Regions from separate parts of the Homo sapiens genome. Here region 2 is linked to region 1. The links are chromatin loops, found by intact Hi-C in ENCODE. Cell type or tissue: mucosa of descending colon. All regions are shown on one strand. Each heading gives the region's core, and the rest is flanking DNA. Links, peaks and the distances in the headings are about the cores only.

What was found. Hi-C counts contacts between places; a loop is a spot of excess contacts. Peaks named below come from ENCODE experiments on the same cell type or tissue, not always from the same donor. Only the 100,000 strongest peaks of a DNase experiment are listed, where the experiment ranks them.
Region 2: it touches region 1 in a loop (3.0-fold over the local background); 4 of 110 quality-filtered maps call a loop at or near these places.

Annotation. Positions count from the first base shown.
Region 1 is chr18:9,763,640-9,769,024 of GRCh38, forward strand. The region is part of intron 1 of RAB31 (RAB31, member RAS oncogene family); the gene reads left to right. Among named protein-coding and RNA genes, the nearest start is that of RAB31, 58 kb to the left of the region's middle. In mucosa of descending colon, for the core only: no CTCF peak of the experiment used is centred there; a DNase peak (open chromatin) is centred at 2,706.
Region 2 is chr18:9,921,895-9,927,279 of GRCh38, forward strand. All of the region lies in intron 1 of VAPA (VAMP associated protein A), which reads left to right. It also overlaps the pseudogene RNA5SP450. Among named protein-coding and RNA genes, the nearest start is that of VAPA, 11 kb to the left of the region's middle. RefSeq lists a silencer at 4,618-4,912. In mucosa of descending colon, for the core only: no CTCF peak of the experiment used is centred there; no DNase peak of the experiment used is centred there.

The DNA of each region.
Region 1 (5,385 bases), core at 305-5,304:
GTAGGCATAATTGGAGTTCCAGTAGGATAGAAGAGACTTAATGGAGCAGAAACAATATCTAATATTGTTAGATCAGATAATAGCTGATACTTTTCCATAGGAAGTGCTTAGCTTGGTGCCTAGAACTTTTTATATTGTTAGTAAATGTCAGCTTTTCTCATCATCAATATTATTATTTTGCTCATCTTTGCTCCTGTGGAAGATTTACACTGATGGCAGTTTTATGAGAGTCCAAATCCACTAGGCCTTTTGTTCACCAAAGCTCTTACAGTCCTGGAGCTTCTGCTTCTACTAAAGGCCTGGAGTTGGGGTCACACTGGTTGAAATCTGATATGAAATTAGAGTAAGTTTTCCTATGGAAACAATGTTGTCAGTGAATGTGGGTGTCCACTGTAGAGTGCTGTAGCTCAGCAGCAAGCTTAGGAAATAATCATTCTTTATTTACAGCATCAGTTCAATGGAAAAACGCATATTTTAGTTTCACATGCGTAGCCAACAAATGCTCACTTGGAACTCAGCCATCAGCAATCCAGTTGATGGAGTGGGGATTGCCTGTACAATTAGTTCGGTCACTGTCACCCTAACCTCCTGCCTTTGATTCCTTTGTAAAGTTTAAGTCTCATTTGTAAGTGTCCTCACTGCAGGAATCAGGACATAATCTTTTTATCCCCTGTCCTTGCATACTGCTGACTGCACGTACGGTGAATCAGTGGATGAATTCGTGCATGCATTTGTGCGTGCCTCCTGGAGAGATGGTTTGGCTGGTGAACAGTGCACTGGATATGGGGAATGGGAAATCTGAGTCTTGACTCTGCCCTTACTAGTTACAGGCCCACTGGGAGAATCCATGTTTTCCTTATGCGGGAATTGAGGATGAAGCCATCTCTCCTCCCCTTGACAAAGGGCTGCTGTGAGGACCAAGTGAGATAAGTGTGTGAACATGGGTACACGGGCTCCCATTTGCACCATCGAATCATCTTGTTTTTGTGGCTTCCATGCCCTTCCTTTCCGCTTATTTTTTCGTATTCTCTGGTAGGATGTTTTACATCTCTCCTGGCCATTTTTTTGTATCTTAAATGTGGCACCTTATTCTCTGTATGTGGGCTTCTGATTCTTTCATGGAGGGAACTGTGGACATTTCCAAGCTATGCTCATTAATGTCCACGGGGCATTAATCTAAATGCTTGAGTTCACTTATGCCATGTATTAGTTTAAATTTACTTCTGTAAGGAATATTTTCCCTCATGAGGTAGATAGATAAAATGAAGTCTAGTGACTCAGACCCAGTGCAGAACCCACCTTTTTCTTTCTTTCTTTCTTTCTTTTTTTTTTGGAGACAGAGTCTCGCTCCATTACCCAGGCTGGAGTGCAATGCCGATCTTGGCTCACGGCAACCTACGCCTCCTGGGCTCAAGCAATTCTCTTGCCTCAGCCTCCCATGTAGCTGGAATTACAGGCTCTCGCCACCACGCCTGTCTGATTTTTGTATTTTTAGTAGAGACAGGGTTTTGCCATGTTGGCCAGGCTGGTCTTGAACTCCTGGCCTCAAATGATCTGACCCCCTTGGTCTCCCAAAGTGCTGGGAATTACAGGTGCGAGCCACCACACCCGGCTGCCCAGAGCTTTTTATTGATACTGTGTTTTCCACAAATAATTTTGTGTTATGGTTTTCTCACTACAGTAACAGGCCTGGAGTTGCATTTTCTTGCATTGCTAGCTCAGTTTTTCCTAGAACAGAGTGTGAAGACTGAGATTTACTCTGCTTGAGTGAGATCTGCTCTCTCTACCCCAAAAGGAATCTTATAGAATGGGTGGTAATAACAACAGCACAGGATGGACTTGAGTTTGATAATGTTTTCTGCTTTTATGGCACCTTATTTTTGGTAGTGGTTACTGTGTAAAAATCAGACCTTTTTCTCTTCAGTGCATAATTGTCCCTCTGGTGAAAAGTGCTTGAGGTACAGAGGAATTATTTCATACCACCAACATAGTATTTAGGGCCCAGAGCAAACAGGCCCAGTAAGTCTGTAATCTGATAAGCCCTGGAATGGGATCCAGGTGCAAAGTACTTCCGATCTCTTTGACACAAAGGGAGGCCTAGACACAGACTCAAGTGAGGAAGGAACTGGAGCTCTCCCGGGAGTTCACTGGTAGTTTGAGGAGTGATGTTCGTTGTTTTAACCTCCAGTCTTTGGTCCAGCCAACTGATAGAATACTTCACTTTGGGGACCCGAGACTCTTGTTGGGTATATAGGATTGGGGTTTTCTGTTGATTGCTTTGTAACAAACCTAGTGTAGGGGGCCGGGTGTAGGGGGTGGGGGAGAGTGGGTGGGAGGAGTATATTCTCTTCCCCTTAGGCAAAGCTTCAAAAAAGTGCTTTGTGGGTTAATATGGAATTTGTGCCATATTTCTGTGGGGTTTCTTTGAAATCGAAAAGGGAAGGTGCAGTGCTTCCTGGATTGAGCTTCCTGAGCCCGTTTGTCTTCTGCTCTGAGTTGACCCTGGTTTTGGGGCTGTAGAAAGGGGAGGAGTAGCCATCCAGTAACCCTGGCCTGGATTGCTAAGGCCAGGGCCCGGGAGCTGGGCTCTCACTCTTTCCAGACAGGGCTGAGGCACCCTCCTGCTCCAAGATGTGGAGGCGCCTTCCTGCGTGACCTCATCTCTGCATCTGCGAGCTCCATCTGCCCCCGGAGTGGGTGAGCCAGGCAAGCGTGGCACTGCCCTCATTACTATGCACTGCCTTCGCTTGCAGGCATCTCCACACAAGGACCTGCCTGGCAGGCGGGGTGGGCTGAGGCGGGCGGGTGGGGTGTGTATGCTGGTGTCCCAGGTGCCTGATGGGACCTTTACTTCTTTTGGTCACCTTTGGAGTCAGAACAGTCCAAACTGTTAACCATGCAGACTTCTGCCTGTTTCTCTCTTTATGTTATTTCTTTATGCCCACAAGGTCTGCTGCCCTGTACAGGCCTCCTGAATTCCCTAACTTAACTCCTTGTCAATGCTGAAGATGCTGAAGACGTTTTAGAAGCATGTGGCTGGGCGCATGGCTCACACCGGTAATCTCAGCACTTTGGGAGGCTGAGGTGGGGATCGCTTGAGGCCAGGAGTTTGAGACCAGCCTGGGCAATATAGTGAGACCTCATCTCTACCAAAATAAAAATAAAAAATTAGCCTAGCATGGTGGTGTGCACCTGTAGTCTTAGCTACTTGGGAGGGTGAGACAGGAGGATTTCTTGAGCCTGGAAGGAGTAGGTTGCAGTGAGCCGATGTTGTGCCACTGTAATCCAGCCTGGGTGACAGAGTGAGATCTTGTCTCAAAACAAACAAACAAAACCCCAAACCAAAACAAACAAAAAGAAGTATGTAAGCCTTAAAGTCTAAACATTCAACTAAATGGATGACTGAATACAAAAAATAAATGCAAAAATCCTTCTCATACAGATTATCTCTGATTCCAAGACCAGAAGGAGATGCTGGAATTATCAGTGATCCCCAATGGGATGTCATGCACAGAGTCAGTTTTGTAGTGTACATTATAGGCAAATCATATTCTCTCTCTTTCTGAACATTCTGAGAAGAATGCACTCAAGGTTTGAAAGACTATCATGTATGCCATAATTTTTGTGCTTAGTTTTTTTTCTTATTTAACTACATTCTGAGGAATGGAATCCCTGAGTTGATGGGTCTTGTTAGTGTTATTTCCTGTCCATAAGAATCATGTTGATTTATAATGTTATCAGCAATGTATATCCCTTACCAGTTTACTCAAACACCTCACCACCTGAAGATTTCTGAAAGTCTGCGGAGCAGTGCTTAGTGAGTTTGTAGTAAAGGAGTCAGTAGGAGTATGGTGGATGTCGTGAAGAGAGACCAGAGAGGACAGCCTTTTCTTCTCAGTGCCCACTTTGATCGAGTCACAATTATTCCCTGCAGGGCTGGGTCGAAAAGATTTTAAGGCCCTTTTCACGTTCAATAAGATAATGTGTCTTGAATTGATTACTGATGTCTGCCATGAGAGCAGGATTAAGTAGTCGCGATCTATTTGCCTGGGAGGTATCATTCTTTTTTAAAATTATTATTTTTATTATTATTATTACACTTTAAGTTCTGGGACACATGTGCAGAACGTGCAGATTTGTTACATAGGAATACACGTGCCATGGTGGTTTGCTGCACCCATCAATCCGTCATCTACATTAGGTATTTCTCCTAATGCTATCCCTCCCCTAGCCCCCTGCCCCCTGACAGGCCCCAGTGTGTGATGCTCCCCTCCATGTGTCCATGTGTTCTCATTGTTCAACTCCCATTTATGAGTGAGAACATACAGTGTTTGGTTTTCTGTTCCTGTGTTAGTTTGCTGAGAATGATGGTTTCCAGCTTCATCCGTGTCCCTGCAAAGGACATGAACTCATCCTTTTTTATGGCTTCATAGTATTCCATGATGTACATGTGCCACATTTTCTTTATCAAGTCTATCATTGATGGGCAAGTCTTTGCTATTGTGAACAGTGCTGCAATAAACATACGTGTGCATGTGTCTTTATAGTAGAATGATTTATAATCCTTTGTGTATATAACCAGTCATGGGATTGCTGGATCAAATGGTATTTCTGGCTCTAGATCCTTGAGGAATTGCCACACTGTCTTCCACAATGTTTGAACTTACACTCCCACCAACAGTGTAAAAGCATTCCTATTTCTCCACATCCTCTTCAGCATCTGTTGTTTCCTGACTTTTTAATGATCACCATTCTAACTGGTGTGAGATGGCATTTCATTGTGGTTTTGATTTGCATTTCTCTAATGACCAGTGACAATGAACTTTTTTCCATATGTTTTTTGGCCACAAAAATGTCTTTTTTTGAGAAGTGTCTGTTCATATCCTTTGCCCACTTTTTGATGGGGTTTTTTTTTCTTGTACGTTTGTTTAAGTTCTTTGTAGATTCTGGATATTAGCCCTTTGTCAGATGGATAGATTGCAAAATTTTTCTCCCATTCTGTAAGTTGCCTGTTCACTCTGATGATAGTTTCTTTTGCTGTGCAGAAGCTCTTTAGTTTAATTAGCTCTCATTTGTCAACTTTGGCTTTTGTTGCCATCGCTTTTGGTATTTTAGTCATGAAGTCTTTGCCCATGCCTATGTCCTGAATGGTATTGCCTAGGTTTCTTCTAGGGTTTTGGGGTTTTAGGTCTTAGGTTTAAATCTTTAATCCATCTTGAGTTAACTTTTGTATAAGGTGTAAGGAAGGGGTCCAGTTTCAGTTTTCTGGATATGGCTAGCCAGTTTTCCCAACACCATTTATTAAATAGGGAATCCTTTCCCCATTGCTTGTTTTTCAAAGGTTTTTCAAAGATCAGATGTTTGTAGATGTATGGCATTATTTCT
Region 2 (5,385 bases), core at 94-5,093, 160 kb after region 1:
ATTTAGTAAATTAAATTTAAATATAAATTTAATAATTGACATTTTACTATAATCATACGTGTTTATTTATATATTTTTGTTTGCCTCCATGTTTGTATTTTTTTGCAGCGGTCTCACTCTGACACCAGACTGAAGTGCAGTGGTGCTGTTATAGCTCACTGCAGCCTTGAACTCCAGGGCCCAAGCGATCCTTCTGAGTAACTAGGACTACAGGTGCATGCCACTGTGCCCAGCTAATTATTATATGTTTTATTTTTTGTAGAGACAGTCTTGCTATTTTGCCCAGCCAGATCTTGAACTCCTGGCCTCAAGCGATCCTCCTGCCTCAGCCTCCCAAAGTGCTGGAATTACAGGCATGAGCTACCATACCTGGCCTGCCTCAGTATTTTTAAAACAAATCCTGAATGATAGCATAACATTTCATCCCTAGATACTTGAGTTTGCATTTATAACCAAAAAAGGACATTTTCTTTGCATAATCATGATACTGTTAACACGTAATAACATTAACAGTAATTCTTTGATATCCTCTAATATTTAGTCTATTACAAAGAACAAAATCACACTTAAGAGTTTATTAATGAGCAATCTCAATGGCATAGGAAATCAGGTATACCTGGTCTCACAGGAAGAGGCTGTTTATAATCTAGATTCAAGGCCAGCCAATATATATGCTGGTGACTGACCAGTCAAAATTTTGATGGCTCACCTTGAAACACAACTATAAATAGATGGTTATAGGTTTCAGACCTTCAAGGTCATATGGACTGGGAGACAAAACAGTGGCTAATTTGGACCAGTGGCAAGCAGAAGCAACTAATTGAGAGAAAAAAGGCAGAGAAACGTAGGCAGAGAGGTCTTTTGATCCCAGGAATTAGTTTCTCTTGAATACAGCCTCTTCCTGTGATGCCAGTTATACTTCATTTCCTGTGCCATTGAATTGCTTACATCTTTATGATGAACTCTTCAGTATGGGTTTTTTTAATAATAAAATATTCTTTGCTTAAATGAGATTGAATTTGATATTTTCTGAAGCCATATTTGTAACACATTATTCTTTAACATTTCACTTTATAAAAAATAAATTCTGTAATCTGTTATACATATTTCACTTTGTAATTGTTATTCTGTAACACATATTTCACTTTATAAAAAGTCTAAACTAGTGTCTTCAATGCTTATAAAAGAAACCTCCGTATCATTTTTGCTGACTTATGCATCATTAATATACCATAGCATGCTTAGCTGCTTTTCTCTGGTGTTTGGATGTTCTTTATAACTAGTTATCACTAATGTTTGATACTGTTCTGAAAATTCAGATTTAAAGGAGTGAGAAGTTTAGTTACGTATCTTTTAGCTTTTTAAGGAAATGATTAGATTGAATTACCGTTAAAAAGTAGGGATGTTAATTAAAAAAGAATTGTTGCTATGAGAGGACTTTTAAACTTTTAGCATTTTAAGGAAATGATTAGATTGAATTACCGTTAAAAAGTAGGGATGTTAATTAAAAAAGAATTGTTGCTATGAGAGGACTTTTAAACGTATGTTTATAGTATAACTTGACAAATTTCTCATGGGCCTATGTTTTGACAGCTCTTTTGTAGCTGTATGTTTCATGTATGTGTGTATATGTGTGAAGTGTATATGAATATGTATATAATTTTAATTCTTGAATAATATGACATGGAGTGACTGTCATACTTTAAAGACATAGGGTGCCTTTAAATCATACAGTGTTTCCTGTTTAGTTTTTCCTGTGAAAAAATTTTACTTTTTAAAGCCTGTAGGGCCAGAATCTCTTGGTCTTGTTTTCTGAGTACTGTTCCCACTGAGAAAAACCTCACTAACAACAGATCCCCAAAAAATCTGTGGTTCTGAATTTTTTCAGTTTTTTCTTCCAGGATTTTACAAGTAAGAGGATTTATAAGCAAATTAAGCTACTATGGGTACATGTTTAAAAGTCCCTTGTTATATAAAATCAGTGCTAAATTAGAAAATGGAAAAAGTATAGATATTATAAAGCTGTCTATGGCCATACCACCCTGAACGCGCCCCATCTCGTCTGATCTCGGAAGCTAGCAGGGTCTGGTTAGTACTTGGATGGGAGATATTATAAAGCCAATAAAAATTACTCAATCTCACAAAATAACCTCTGTTAACATTTTGATAAACTTTTTATAGCTATGCTGTGTATAATTATATATTTGTATTTTGTATGTTTTTAGTTAAGATTATTGTGATCATTTTTTCATGTTATATTTTCCCCTAGCAAAAACTTTAGATCTAAATAATAAAAAAAAAAGTTTGTTTCAGGTTCTCTGAAAATGTACCTTCTTTTCTATTTCTTTACATCCTACCTGTCTAGAATCCAAAAACTTAAACTTTAGATGTGGACCGCTCGTTTCTATTTTAATCAAGATGTTAAATTATTAGTAAGTAGCATGCACTAATTTCACGTTCATTCTTGAACACTAACATTGTTCTTTTACAAATAATTTACGTATGTGTACATCTTATTGTTCTTTGGAAGTTTAGAGTGGAGGGACATAAAATTGGTATGAAATGTTGCAAATCAAAGTGTTCCACTTCTGTGTTAAGACTATTGTTTATTTTCTCTGCCTTGTTTTCAAGATTATGTCACCAGGATTGTTTAGGTCAGACTGAGCAGTGTATGCATCAGAATACCTTAAAAAGCACTCCTAAAACGTTTAAGGTAGTTTTTTAAGATGAAATGTCAATAAAGCTGTGATGGGTTTAAGATTGAATTATCTCCCATCTTTACCACCGGGTAGAAGACGTTCTTTAAGGTGGTAAGTAAAGTTAATCACAATGTCACATGACATGAGAGAAGCCTTAGAGATCATTTTGCCTACAAATTCTAAAATGAAGCAGGTTAGACTGGGATAGAGAGGGGAAGTGATTTACCCAAGGTCCATCAGCTAGGTAATGGTTTTAGCTGTTAAGCCTCAGATTGAACATACTACATTATGCTTTTTTTTTTTTTAAAGTCATAGTATAACATCAGTAACAAAAATGAGCATCTCCCTTGCCCCAGAAGGCTGCCAAAAGAATGGAAAGAAGTGTTTTCATTTTTTATTTAGGTACGTGTTTATGTAAAGGTGATGGATGAGTATTTATACGACCAGAACAATACTACACTGTATGAAAATGGTGTAAAAGAAGTAAAAGACATGGTCCCTTCCGGTTGGTAACTTTTTCATACTGTAATTTTAGGCTCCCAGAATGGGAATACTGGTTTATAAAAAATGATTACATGACCATATTAAGTGGATTTTGGAGAGTTTTCATGATACATTCTGAAACTGTTGATTGTATAGTATGGATAAACTGATTGTATAATATGATTGTATAATATGTTTGTATAATTGTATAATATGATTGTATAATATGGACAGTGAGGCAATTTCAGTAATTAAAGCCCTTAGAGGCTTAAATAAAATAGTGCAGTCTTGCTTTTCCATTAATCTCAGGATCCATACTTTTATGATGTTAGTGAAATCTTATGAAGAGATATGTTTTAGTGCTTCAATGACTAAGTTTTTAAAAATAGAACTAAGACTCATTTTTTTTCCCAGAAAGTATTACTCTATTTGTACAAAAATATTTATACAAAAATATTTCTTCAGTACCTACTACACCAGGCATTGTGTTAGTTGCTGGGGATACAGCAGCTAACGAAACAAAGACCTATTCATGGAGCTTACATCAAGTCTGATATTTAAATGTGTTTGAAAAAAACATACAGTAAGGGTAAATTCAAGTGACATCATTTAAAAAATTTGTAATAAGAATGTTTTAGGGCTTTCTTGGATGTAAAAATGTAAAATATTTTTTGAGTGCTTGATACTTATTTCAGGAAGTGTTCAGTGTTGACCTGTGTGACCAAGAGAAATACAATATCAATTTAAAAATCTTTTTCATATATTGCTAATTTGACTGCACTTTCATGCTTTATTGTGGCAGAAGTCTACCTGGAATACTTATGAATTAGAAAATAAATACCGTTTGGTTATACGTACAAAATTTATGAGAGTTCAGGCCCTAGAGTCAGACCTGGTTTGACTTCCCACTTTCATTGCTTTGAGTTATATGACCTTGGACTACTGTTTACCTTCTAAGTTGAATCATTTGTAAACTTGGTATATTAAAATGTAATGAAAGTATCTACTTCATGGACTTGTGAGGGTTAAATAACATAGTTCATACAAAGTTATTGATACATGAGTGCCCAATAAACGCTAGCTGTTCCGTTAGTAGATATTCTGTGTACTATATAGTATTAATATATGTTTTGTATATATGATTACCTTAACATGATGCCACAGATACTCAGCAGCATAACCCTTGTGTAACTGGGAAACAGTTTAATCAGTGATACAACTTAATTAGCTAAAACCTGTTAGAAACATTGAAGGTAGTCATCACCTGCATTGCTGTGGCTACATTGTTTGTGTATTTGAGCAGAGCACCCAGCCTTCCTCATTAGTCTGCACTGCATAGCTAAGAATTTACAAAGACCTTGTCAAGAACTGTGAAGGGACTGAAAATTTAGCCTGCTGCAGTTTTGTAGATGTTGGTAGAAGACATGAGATTTCCTGAGTTAGACAGTGGACATCATTGTTCATGGCACTGCAAGTGGAATGGGCTTTATATTTGTGTTGTTTTCCTTGCCCTCCTCAAGTTCCATGGAGGTGACAGAGGTGTTCGGGTAGATGCTACTCACATAGTGAGTTTGCATCATAACTAGAAACCCTGAGCTTAGAGAACCGGAATCTTTCATAGTGGGCTGCACAGAAACCTACCTGACCTTTGTTCCAGTAGAAGACCTTATCTTGATTATATTGGTCAGTGAACAAACCTGCCCCTCTCCTCAGAAGGGAGGTGTTGTCTTCTAAGACAGTTCACTATTTAATACATTCTTGAAAAGATAGCCTGGGTAAAAACCCCCAGGACTACTTCTTGCAAGATGTGCAGAAATGCTAGAGGCCCATGGAGAATTGTCTCCTAAACACACCTCTGAGTAACTAGCCTAAATGGGGGTCACAGAGTTCATAAATTAATGTTCATGTGCATTGTCTGTTTATTCTTAAGTTACATTTTAGAAGTGTTTTCTGTTTTCTGAAATGCTCTGTGTGATATACTACTGCTTATCCCATATTAAAATTTTATTCTCTTAACAGAAAACAAATACTAAAGTTGATATGCATACTGAGATGTTCAGGAGTGACTATATTGGTGTCTTCAGCTTAGTTTGATGTGCATCAAAAATTAAGTGGATGTCTGGACAGGGCAGATAGATATGCTGCAAAGTAAATACAGCAAAATGTTCATCGTAGAATGTGAGTGATGAGTGTATGAGTGTTT